2 separate regions of the Mus musculus genome follow, and region 1 is linked to region 2. Evidence: chromatin loops called from intact Hi-C (ENCODE). Cell type or tissue: heart. All regions are shown on one strand.

What was found. Hi-C counts contacts between places; a loop is a spot of excess contacts. Peaks named below come from ENCODE experiments on the same cell type or tissue, not always from the same donor. Only the 100,000 strongest peaks of a DNase experiment are listed, where the experiment ranks them.
Region 1: a loop joins it to region 2, with 2.1 times the contacts of the local background. A loop is called at or near these places in 1 of 42 quality-filtered maps.

The regions. Positions count from the first base shown.
Region 1 is chr13:55,448,145-55,453,144 of GRCm38, reverse strand. It overlaps Grk6 (G protein-coupled receptor kinase 6), which reads right to left. Exons shown (of 16, transcript NM_001112711.2): 2 at 3,742-3,837; 3 at 2,768-2,880; 4 at 2,561-2,638; 5 at 2,117-2,217; 6 at 1,724-1,816; 7 at 1,562-1,625; 8 at 1,302-1,442; 9 at 820-1,010; 10 at 61-98. Mir6943 (microRNA 6943) reads right to left here and starts at 39; the gene lies at 1-39. In heart, a CTCF peak has its summit at 2,881; DNase peaks (open chromatin) are centred at 1,074, 1,484, 2,584 and 3,254.
Region 2 is chr13:55,207,644-55,212,643 of GRCm38, reverse strand. Nsd1 (nuclear receptor-binding SET-domain protein 1) reads right to left here and starts at 2,862. Exons shown (of 23, transcript NM_008739.3): 1 at 2,769-2,862. In heart, CTCF peaks have their summits at 2,444 and 3,614; DNase peaks (open chromatin) are centred at 13, 153, 1,013, 2,263 and 1 weaker place; H3K4me3 peaks cover 3,092 bases; H3K27ac peaks cover 3,180 bases.

The DNA of each region.
Region 1 (5,000 bases), 240 kb before region 2:
TTCACTGATAGGCCTAGCTTCCAACCTCACCCCATCTCCCACTTGGGCCTTCTCACCCACCATGGTCATCCAGAAGGATATTCTCTGGCTTTAGATCCCTATGGGGAGAGAAACACAGGGTCAGAGGCCTGTTTTCCAGGAAGCCAGACAGAGCCTGCCCCTGGCAGTTCAAGTGCCTACTGGGTTCAGGCATGGAGCAAGGTGAACGAGCCCTGCTCTCCCCGGGCAGCAACCAGGACCTCAGGAACTTTCTAGAGTAGTAAGAACTGAGGACTGCAACCCAGTGGGGGAGCACCTGGGGAGAGGGGTCCCTGGAAGTCATCCTTGGACTTGTTCACCTGTGCTCCCTTCCCCCAGGGGCCAACTCTACCTTCTCTGTCACATGAGGCTAGCCTTCCATCCCCTCAGAGGGCCACTGGGAGGCTCTAATAGACGCTCCATCCATAATCATAAGTAGGGCTCGCTACTACTGAGCCCGCCTGCAAGGCAGGAAGTGGAGTCTCCCAGAAACAGAACTTGTTTTGGAAGCAGGGAGCGGACTAGCTTAAGGTCACACAGAGAGGCGTGTCAAAATCAGAATTCACACATTGGCCAGCAGGCTGGATTCCCAAACCTAGGTCTGAAGCGCTCAAATCTATCGAACACGAGGGGGTTTGTGTGGAGCCGGTGTTGGCTTGTGGTTAGAGAAACCTCCAGCACACAATACTTCCACTGCCCAGCCTGACAGGCAGCCAGAGCTGCCACTCTCAAACCTAACTGCTGTCGCTGTCCAGGAAGGACCAAGACCTGGAACAGCCAGCCGCCCGAGCCCCGCCCTACCTGTACACAATGCGTTCCCGGTGCAGGTCTTCCAGGCCACAGCAGATCTCAGCAGCATAGAAGACAGCACGTGCTTCAGGAAAGCCAGCCTGGCCCATGTGGTAGATGTGGAACTTTAGGTCACCTCCATTCATCAATGTCAGCACCAGGCACAGTGCATCCTTGGTCTCATAGGCGTAGGCTAAGCTCACCTGTGCTCGGGAGACCCACACCCTCAGCCAGGAACCTGTTCGCACGCATGCTCACTCTCCTAAATGCTAATGGCAGCCACCATCTTCTGTGTGCCACTCCTTAGGACCCAGCAGGCTTCCTGAGCCTGGAATAGCACTCCTACCCCACCCTTCTTGGGTACTGTCCAGGGCAGGAAGGGAGGGGGCAGAGGGCAGTCCCTTTGGCAATAGGGAGGGAATTTAGCCTGGTGGGTGGGGAATGTAGCAGGTGGTGTGGCCCAGGGGAAGGGAGAGGGCTCCTTGTGTACTTACTACAAACCTACTGTTCACTTTCTCCAAGATCTGTTTCTCGTTGAGAGCCATGGCCTCCCCCTTTCGCTTCTTTATCCGCTTCTTTTCCAGTTTCTTGCATGCGTACATCTTGCCTGTTGCCCGCACCTGGCAGGCACATACCTGTAACCAGGCAGACAGGGATGGATGGGGGCCAGCCATGCTCTTGCTGAAGGTGGGAGGGCCCGGGCCTACAAGTACCCAATCTACTATACTCTGCAAAGACCTGGGTGGCCACTTACCTCCCCAAAGCCACCTTTGCCCAGGACTCGGTACTGCCTGAAGGTGTTTTTGGTCACTGGTTGCCTATAGGCGAGAGTAAAAAAACAAACATTTACACAGGCAGGGCTTGCCATGAGAGCCCACAATCTGACCTACCACAGGCCAGCTTGGGAGGCGTTCACCTTTCCAGCCACTTCCACTGCAGAAAACGGTTGAAGTAGATGCTGTCGAGGTAGTCGGCAAAAGGGGCCGTGCTCAGGTACTCGTGGGTCAGCCTGTTGAGAGAGGATCAGTCTGTAGGCGAGCCTCTAACAAGGCCAATTCTCAGCCTGAAGGCACAGGCCTCCCACTACATGCCGGTCAGACACAAAGCAACATCCTTTTCCTTCGGCAAGCTTCTCACTGAGGCCCTGAGCAGGAGGGTGCATGCACTCTACACTGAAGCAGGGATGGGAGGCAACTGCTAAACTCCAACAACGCGGACAGGAAGAGGAGCTGAGCTTGTCACAGACTTCAGAGCCCACAGAAGCCCCCTTCCCTGGAACAATTCCAGACCAGGAGGTATGGAGCCTTACCGGGTCAGCTCCTGGAAGAGGTCTTTGCAGGGTCCCTGCTCTAGCCGCTGGGCACAGTTACTCACCAGCTGCCGTGGAACTTCAGGGATGAGGTCAGGACCCTAGGGACATGCCACAGACACCTAATGCAAGAGGGCTCCCTTGGACAACTGCCTACTCCCGGGGCAGCACAGGCAGATGTCTGTGGGTGCCGAGAGCGGCTATGGGTAGCAAGTGCACACTAGCTGCCAGTTTGTTCAACTCCCTTTCTGCCGGCCCTTAAGGCAGGGTGAGCCAGCCCCTGGCAGGCTGCCTGACCCAAGCTCAGCCCAACCCTTGGGCTCCATGCCCTTGGGGCTGCCTGGAACAGCTCCCGGGCACTCAGTGCCCAGGCTGTGGTCACTCCTGTGCTGTTGTCACTGGGCCCTGCCTGCTGCTGTCATCTCCCTGTCACCGCTCACTCACCGTGTGGCTCAGAAAGTTCTGCATTAGTCGGCGCCCACATGCTTTCCGCTTCTCATCAGGGGTCACCTCATATTCAGACTGCAGGGTGAGAGGCAAAGAACCTGACAGATGTGGGGACGGAGTAGGGGCGGGGGGGGGGGGGGAGGAAAATGGCCAGGACCTCTGCCTGCCCTCAGTGCTGGGCTGGGCCCTGGGTGGGATACTCACCACCCCATCCAGGAAGGCAGTACACCGGGTCAGCTCAGGTCTCGTAGCACAGAACTCACGAAATAACAGGCGCCCAATGGGCTGGCGCTCACATAGGCTGTGGTAGTCACGCTCTGCAGGCCAAGAGGGGAACTGCGAGGTCACAGACCTAGAACTCACTGGCAGGGCACTCTGTTCTATATCCCCACATCTGGAATCCAATAACTTCTAGCCCCAAAAAGTGGCAGTCATTATCTCTTCAGAACCCTCCCTGCAATCTTCAGGTGGGCGCCACTGCAAGTCCAATGTAACCTGGGGGCTATGGGGCCCAGAGGGGTTGATTAATTCAACTCAGTGCCACACAGCCAGGAGTCTGGGCTCTAGACACCAGGTCTCCTTTCCCTGTTGTTTCCTGGACTTGCTTGTCACAGTTCTGGAGTTGGGTGTGGTCTGTGTGGTTGCCGCCCAGCCCAGCCCAAGTCTACACCTGTTGCCTGCCTGGCGAAAGTGCGAGAGGAAGCTGTGGCTTCCGCTGCTCTCAGCTGGGCCTCCGTCCCAAGCGCATGCAAGCCATCAGCAGAGGACGGGGCCACCTGAGGTACATACAGTTCAGACCCTCATCCACGATGCTGGAACTGGGATGAGCCCTTCTAGAAGTAACCACCATACTGCCCTAGCTTTGATGGGTACCCTCAGGTGCAAAGCTCATGAGCGCAGGACTGGTGTTCCAAACCTGACTTCCCTCCTAAGTTTCTCTCACCTCCCTCCATCCTGGCCCTCTGCCTTCGCCCATGCCCACTCTGCTGACACCAGTCTCCGTTCTCTGCCCTCTGCCATTTCAGGCCCAGGAACTGAAACTGGACTATGGCGTCTCGGTCTTCCTGGACATTCCCCCCCCCAGGCCCCCATGGCCAAGGATATGTCTGGGGATGACTCCTCATGGCTACCCCCCCCAGCTCCCCTCCCCCCAGTCTGCTCTGGGAGCCAGGCCTCACCAAGGCTGAGTCGAAGCTCCTCACACTGGCTGATATGGGGGAACTGCAGCATCTGGCGCCATTTCTTGCTCTTGCCTTTGCGATTCCCGCCACCACCTGCAAGAGCAATCAGGAACTGGGTCCCATTGAGTCCTGAGCCGCCTGCCTCGGAACCTTCCCCTAAACATGTTGTACAGAGAGGCCTTCAGGGCCCTGTTAAGTAAGGCCAAACCTGCTGCGGGAGGAACCTTGAGGCTTCTTCCAAACATTCCAGCATGCCCTTAACAAGTTCCAGGACACACATGGCCCTTGTGGGCACCCATGGTAAGAGTTCCCTGGATGAGAACCAAAATGACCAATGAGGACATCTCATCAAGAAGTTCCGCCTCATTCACTCCTAACACAGTGGGAAGTCTACAGGTTAGGAGAATAGGAGCTGGGCAGTGGTGGGGCACACCTTTAATCCCAGCACGTGGGAGGCAGACACAGGTAAATCTGAGTTCAAGGTCAGCCTGGTTGGCAGAGCAACTTCCAGGACAGCCAGGGCTACACAGAGGAATTATGTTTTGGAAAAAAAAAAAAAAAGAAGAAAAACAAAAAGAAGTAGACAAGACAAGAAGCTGGGCATGGTAGCACTTGCCATTCAAAACACAGGTGGATCTCTGAGTTTGGGGCCAGCCTGGTCTACAAGTCAGTTCTAGAACAGCCAAGGCTACATAGTGAGACCATGGTCTTTAAACAATCAATCAAGAAAGTAGACAAAGGTACCACAGTGGAGGGTATCACATAACAAGCCAAGGCACGCCAGCCAGAGATCCTGTGTCATATGGGACACATGTGAGATGCCAGAGGCAATCTGAACAACCCCTCACCCCTGTAACACCAATCACCGCACCAGAACTATCCCCTGCCCTCAGCAAGGGGGTGGCAGGAGGATGCTCCATCATCCCCCCACCCCCACCCCACTGATGCCTTCCTTATTTTATTTGGCTGAGCTGGCTGGGATGCCTTCAGAGTCTGACAGGTAGGCTAAATGTGTGCTTCAGGAGTTCCCACCCCCACCTGCGGAAGTAGTGAGAGACAGGCAAACTAGACTAGAAATTTGAAAACTAGGCACAGTCTCAAAGAACCAAGTGAACAAAAAAACCCACATTGCAGACAAACAGAGCACGTCAGAATGGGACCCACAAGTGTCTTTGGGACAGCACATGGGGACATCAGAATGACGGGAGGAACCTGGGCCGTGCAGCCTCCTGGACCTGAATCTCCAGGGTACACTT
Region 2 (5,000 bases):
GCTCGCCTTCCTGGCTGCAAACATACTGGGTTCGCAGCCGCCAGGATCGAGACCCCGAGCCACGGGCCGGGAGAGAAACCGAGGTGATCGGTCGGCGAGAGCCGAGTCAGGGTAGCAGCAGCTGCTACTACAGCTTGACAAACATGGCTGCTGCCGACGCCGCCTGCCCGGGCCGCGCTCCTTCCCGCAGCCGCGGCGGCAGCCACCTCCCGGCAGCGCTGCTGTCGGCGCTCATCAACACTCAGTAGCGAGCAAAGTTTGCTGCGGGAGGGCGGCCGCCCCCGCGCCCCCGCACCCCCAGCCAAGCTACCTGAGGGCAAGCAGAGGCCGAGGTGCGCGCGGGGCTGGGGGGGGGGGGGGGACACGGCCGGCGATGCACGGGCCGCGGCGGGAGGAAGTTCGCCGCAGCCTGGCCAGCTAGGCCCAAGGCCCGCTGGTAGTGATGGAGGAGGAGGAGGGGGAGGGCGCCGCCGCGGCTGCAGCACAGCGGGCCGCCAACCCTGCTCAGCCACCGGCCCTCCACCGAGTCCCCTCACCTCACTCACGGCCACACCACCATCTTCCCGGCCCCGCTGTCTCCTCCCTCCCTCCCTCCCTCCCTTCCCCCCCTCGCGCCCGTCGCCCACCCCTGCGCACTAGTTACCGTGCCCCGCGCCCCCTCCCGGGCCAGCTGGGGGGAGGGGGTGACCCTCATTACACCGGGGCGCGAGCGGAGCGGAGGACACCGAGAGAGGAGCCGCTCGCCTCCCCCCCTCCCCCCCCTCGTCTCTCTCCCCGGGCGAGAAGGCAGCGAACGCGACCTGCGCCCCGGCCTATTCCTCCTCCGCCGCCAACACCGCCTCCTCCTCCTCACACCCCCACCGCGCGCGCCCCCGCGGCGGCGGCGCGTGCTGAGGAGAGCGCCTCGCGCACCGGCCCGCGTGCGAGCGACCGAGGCCCCCGGGTGCGCGCGCACCCGCCCTCCTCCCTGCGCGCGCACCCCTTCCTGCGCGCGCACCCATCCCGTCCCCGTTCCCCCCCCCCCCCCGCACACACCCCCGCAGCACACACACACCCTGCGCGCGCTCCCACGCCTGCCTCACTCTTCGGGGTTCAGTGCGGGTGAAGTCGGGCGAGCGAGCGGCCGGGTCGGGCGGCCCAATCAGCGGAGCTGCTGCTGCCGCCCCCTCCCCTCCCTTCCCCCTGGGCGCTAGCTCAGGGCCCCGGGCCTACGGGTCGGCCCAGCTGCCCGGGCGGGGCCTGAGGCGGACTCCCCTGGGGGGCCTCGCGCGCCTCCCCAGAGTGTCGGGGCCTGCGGGCGTCGTGGGTGGCATGACGATCCTTTCACCTACCTCGGGGCGCCGCGCCAGCCCCTGGTTGCACACGGCTAACTGCACCCCAGTCATCCTGAACCCCAACCCCGGAGCCACCATGGTGCCTGGCTGAGGCCTGGCCCGCCGGCCTTGCTCTCAGGCCCGCGTCAGCCCCGGCCTCCATCTTAGGTTCCAGCCCGGGCTCCCCATCCACTGGGCACCTGCCCTCAGCCCCGCTGGTTTCGACCCGAGGCCGAGGCTACCCCCGTCTCGCTGTAGGGCTCACCTGGGGGGTTTGGCATGGGGGTCTTCGAGGCCCCAGGCCCCGAGCAGACGTGGCCGCAGGGGAACCCCCTTGCCCAGCCGCACCCCAAACCCACACCACCACCACCACTACAGACCAAGCTGAACAGGAAACAAAATGGAGGCAGCAGCAGCTCGGGTCTGCCTCCCCGAGCCAAGCCTCTACAGCCCTGGGACTCCCTTTCGGCCGCAGGCTCGACGCCCGCGAGGCAGGGGATTGGCTCCTCCCGGGAGCCTGGGGCAGCCGCCCTGGAGCAGCGCGTGCGGGCGGGCCGGGGACTCGGCCCTGCGGTCCCCACGGCCCCTCACCCACCACCCCTTCCCTTCCCTCTCCCTCCCCAGGCCGGGCCGTGCGGGGTGAGCGGCTCCGGGGAGCAGGGTCGGGTGACCCGCCCCGGGGTACTGGCCGCAGGACCGTGGCCTCAACCCGGGCCTGAGGCCGAGAGACCCCGCAGCCCTGAGCCCACGCCCCACACCCCGGCCTCTGGGACACAGCCTAACGGCGCGCCCGCACCTCGGCCTGTCGCCGTGCAGCCCCCGCCCAGCGAGGCCGAGCCCCCGGTCCAGACCCCGCGGGGACGAAGCTCCTCGGTCACCCTCGGGCCCAGGGGTCTTCGCTGCCCCGGGCGGGGCGAGGGGAGCTCGGGGGGAGGGGTCCACTAATCCCTGCACCGCCTCCAGCGCCTAGTGTGGGTCTGGGTCTGGGCCTGGCACGGCGGCCCCGGGGCTGCGGGCGCTGGCGGCCTTGGAGAGGTGCGGGCGCGCGGGGCCGGGGGCCGGGAGGGGCAGCGCCTCGCACCGCGGACGCTGCAGTTCTCCACACCCAGGCAGATGGCCCTCTCGAGCGCGCTTCGCCCCTGAGGCCCAGGCATCGGGACCCCTGCGCGACTGCACAGGGACGGCCGACAGGCTGGACGGGCTGGCCAAGCATGAAAGGCGCAAACCCCCGGCCTAGGAAGGCTCTGCGTTAGGAGGACGGGGTCCTGCTGGCGCGCACTTAGCACCAGGACCCCGCCGCCCTGACCTCGTAGGGCTGTAGCGCGTCCATTCCTCAAAGACAGTGGAAGGTCAGGGACTGGACCAGGCCTGGTCCAGCCACTCCAGTCCCCTGAGGCACTTCTCCCTTCCCGGACCCTGCTGCTTCCTGGGTTTGCTTCACCGCAAGAAGCTCACCTCAGGCATGACTTGGTCCCTAGAGCGTTAAGCGCATCCTTGTTGTTGAGAGAAAGCCATATTGGACGGCCCCGAGAATTCCCGCCTCTTCCAGAAAGCCTTCGGTGATTTGGAGTTCATTTTAAAGCCGAGGGCGCCGCCCTCGATGGCCACGTGACCACCATTCCTCCAGAGGCTTAGTAAATGTGCATAGTTATTGCCCCAGTAGAGTGTTTACCGAGGGCCCTCTGGTAACTAGACCCCCACCTGGGAGAACAGGCACTTTTGGCGTTCCCCTGCCAAGTATCTGTACCGGTTGGGGATCTGCAATGGTTGGGCCAAACTCCATCCTTCCCTGCCCTTCACCTCGTGACTGTGTCCAGCAAGCAGCGGCTTAGGATGCTTCCAGCTGCTTGCTGTCCAAGACCCACAGTCCATTAAAGGAGGCTCAGAGCTAAGCCTTCAGCATACCATCAGTAATGCTGGAGCCCTGGCCCTGCCAAGAGGGCAAGTGGGTTTCCTGAGAGAAGGTGCCCGGCGGAAGCAAGAGTGAAGAGGCTACTGTGACCTCAGGTCCCTCGGGTTAGTTTAAAGGAGTTTCCAGATGCAAAGTTGACTGGCATCTTTCCCTGCGCTAAAACTAGCCGGAAAAAAACTGGGGCCCTCTCCCATGGAGACCCGGTCTTTTGTTCTACGAAGGAATAACTCCTGCTAACACCTTCGGGCAATTCAATAGGAAAGCTCTCACTGGATCCTTTTTCACAAGTAATCATTTGAGCCTGTCATTTCTAACTGGCAGTTACCCCAATGCTAATCACTCCACAGCCCTTCCCAGTGCCTAGCCATTTTGAGGTACTTGGAACTGCCACTGGAGGGCCTTGAAGAAGTTATCTTTCAGTCCCAAACCTCTGTTTCCTCATCTGTGGCCTCCAAGACACAGGCATCTGGGAGGATCCTGAAACAGGCTAACACTCTGTCCTTAACAATTACAGACATATTTGACAAATACTGAAATGTAACTCATTGCTTCCTTCAGCAACCGTTTCCTGCAGTCTAGGCAATGCACCAGGCTCTGGGGAAGCAAAATGGGAGCTAGTGTGCCAGGCAACCTGTGGCCTCAGGGAAAAAAGGGTACCGAGAGAGACTAGCTGATGTAAGCACATTACTGCTCTGCAGGACCCTCTCCTTAACCTCCTACCTCCCCCTCACCCCCATTCAGGATGACCTAGTTACTGACAGAAACAAGACTGAGACCCCAGGGAAATATCAGACTTCCCTAGGTAACCCCTGGGGGTCCTCCCTTCCTCCTACTATAAAACTGTCTACCACAGTGACACAACCAGAGTGCTTATGGAGCTGAGCTTCTATATTCAGAAGGATACTGAATCCTCAAGTGAGACGGGGCTGCTTTCCTGTAGGATTGGGTTCTGGGGTGTAGACCTAGCTCTTCTCTACTGATTATAACTCAAGAATCTCTTCTGGGCCTGCACACCTCACCTGCAGACATATGAGAACAAATCCTTGTTGAGCGGGTATCATGCATTAGACACCACTGAGCGCTTGACACACGTCTGTTCCTTTAACCCTTTACTAGTCTGCAAAGAATTAAGGACTAGGTCAAGCCCTTTGTGCACATTCTCAGGACTATTACTTTCACAGGTGGGGTGGGCAACATCCTTGTGTGAGCCGACACACCCAACAGATGCCATGAAATGCTGGGCCTGTCAGACACACAGGTGTGTGGGGATGTAACTGTCAGGCAAAGACCTCAGCCCCCATTTCTTCCTCTATAATCTATGGATCTTTTATCAGGTACCCTGATGCAAGGTACCTGCACGGATTCTTGGCCATAGAGCAGCCTCTTTCAGAACTGTTCCCTTCTGATTTGTTAGCTCAGCAAATACTTGTTGAGGATGCTAAGAGCCTTGGGGGGTGAGGTGGGGGCAGACGTGCTAGGAGAACACCCAGAAGATCTAGAAAGGACAGATTCTGAAGAATATAAAGGAGTCGTCAGGGAGGGAGGACACAGGTAGCAATTCCAGCAGAAGAGCCCAGAGAAACACCAGACTGGAGGAGCCGACCACAGTTGAGCATGACCATGATCTAGAACATGGGACCCAAGGCTGGGAGTACAAGAAGAGGCTGAAATGAAGACAGGAAAACTCACAGAGGCCTGATCATGCAGGGCCTTGGAAGGAAGGAACTAGGGTGCCGTGGAAGGATGATGATGGGATTTTGCCTTTACAGTAAAAA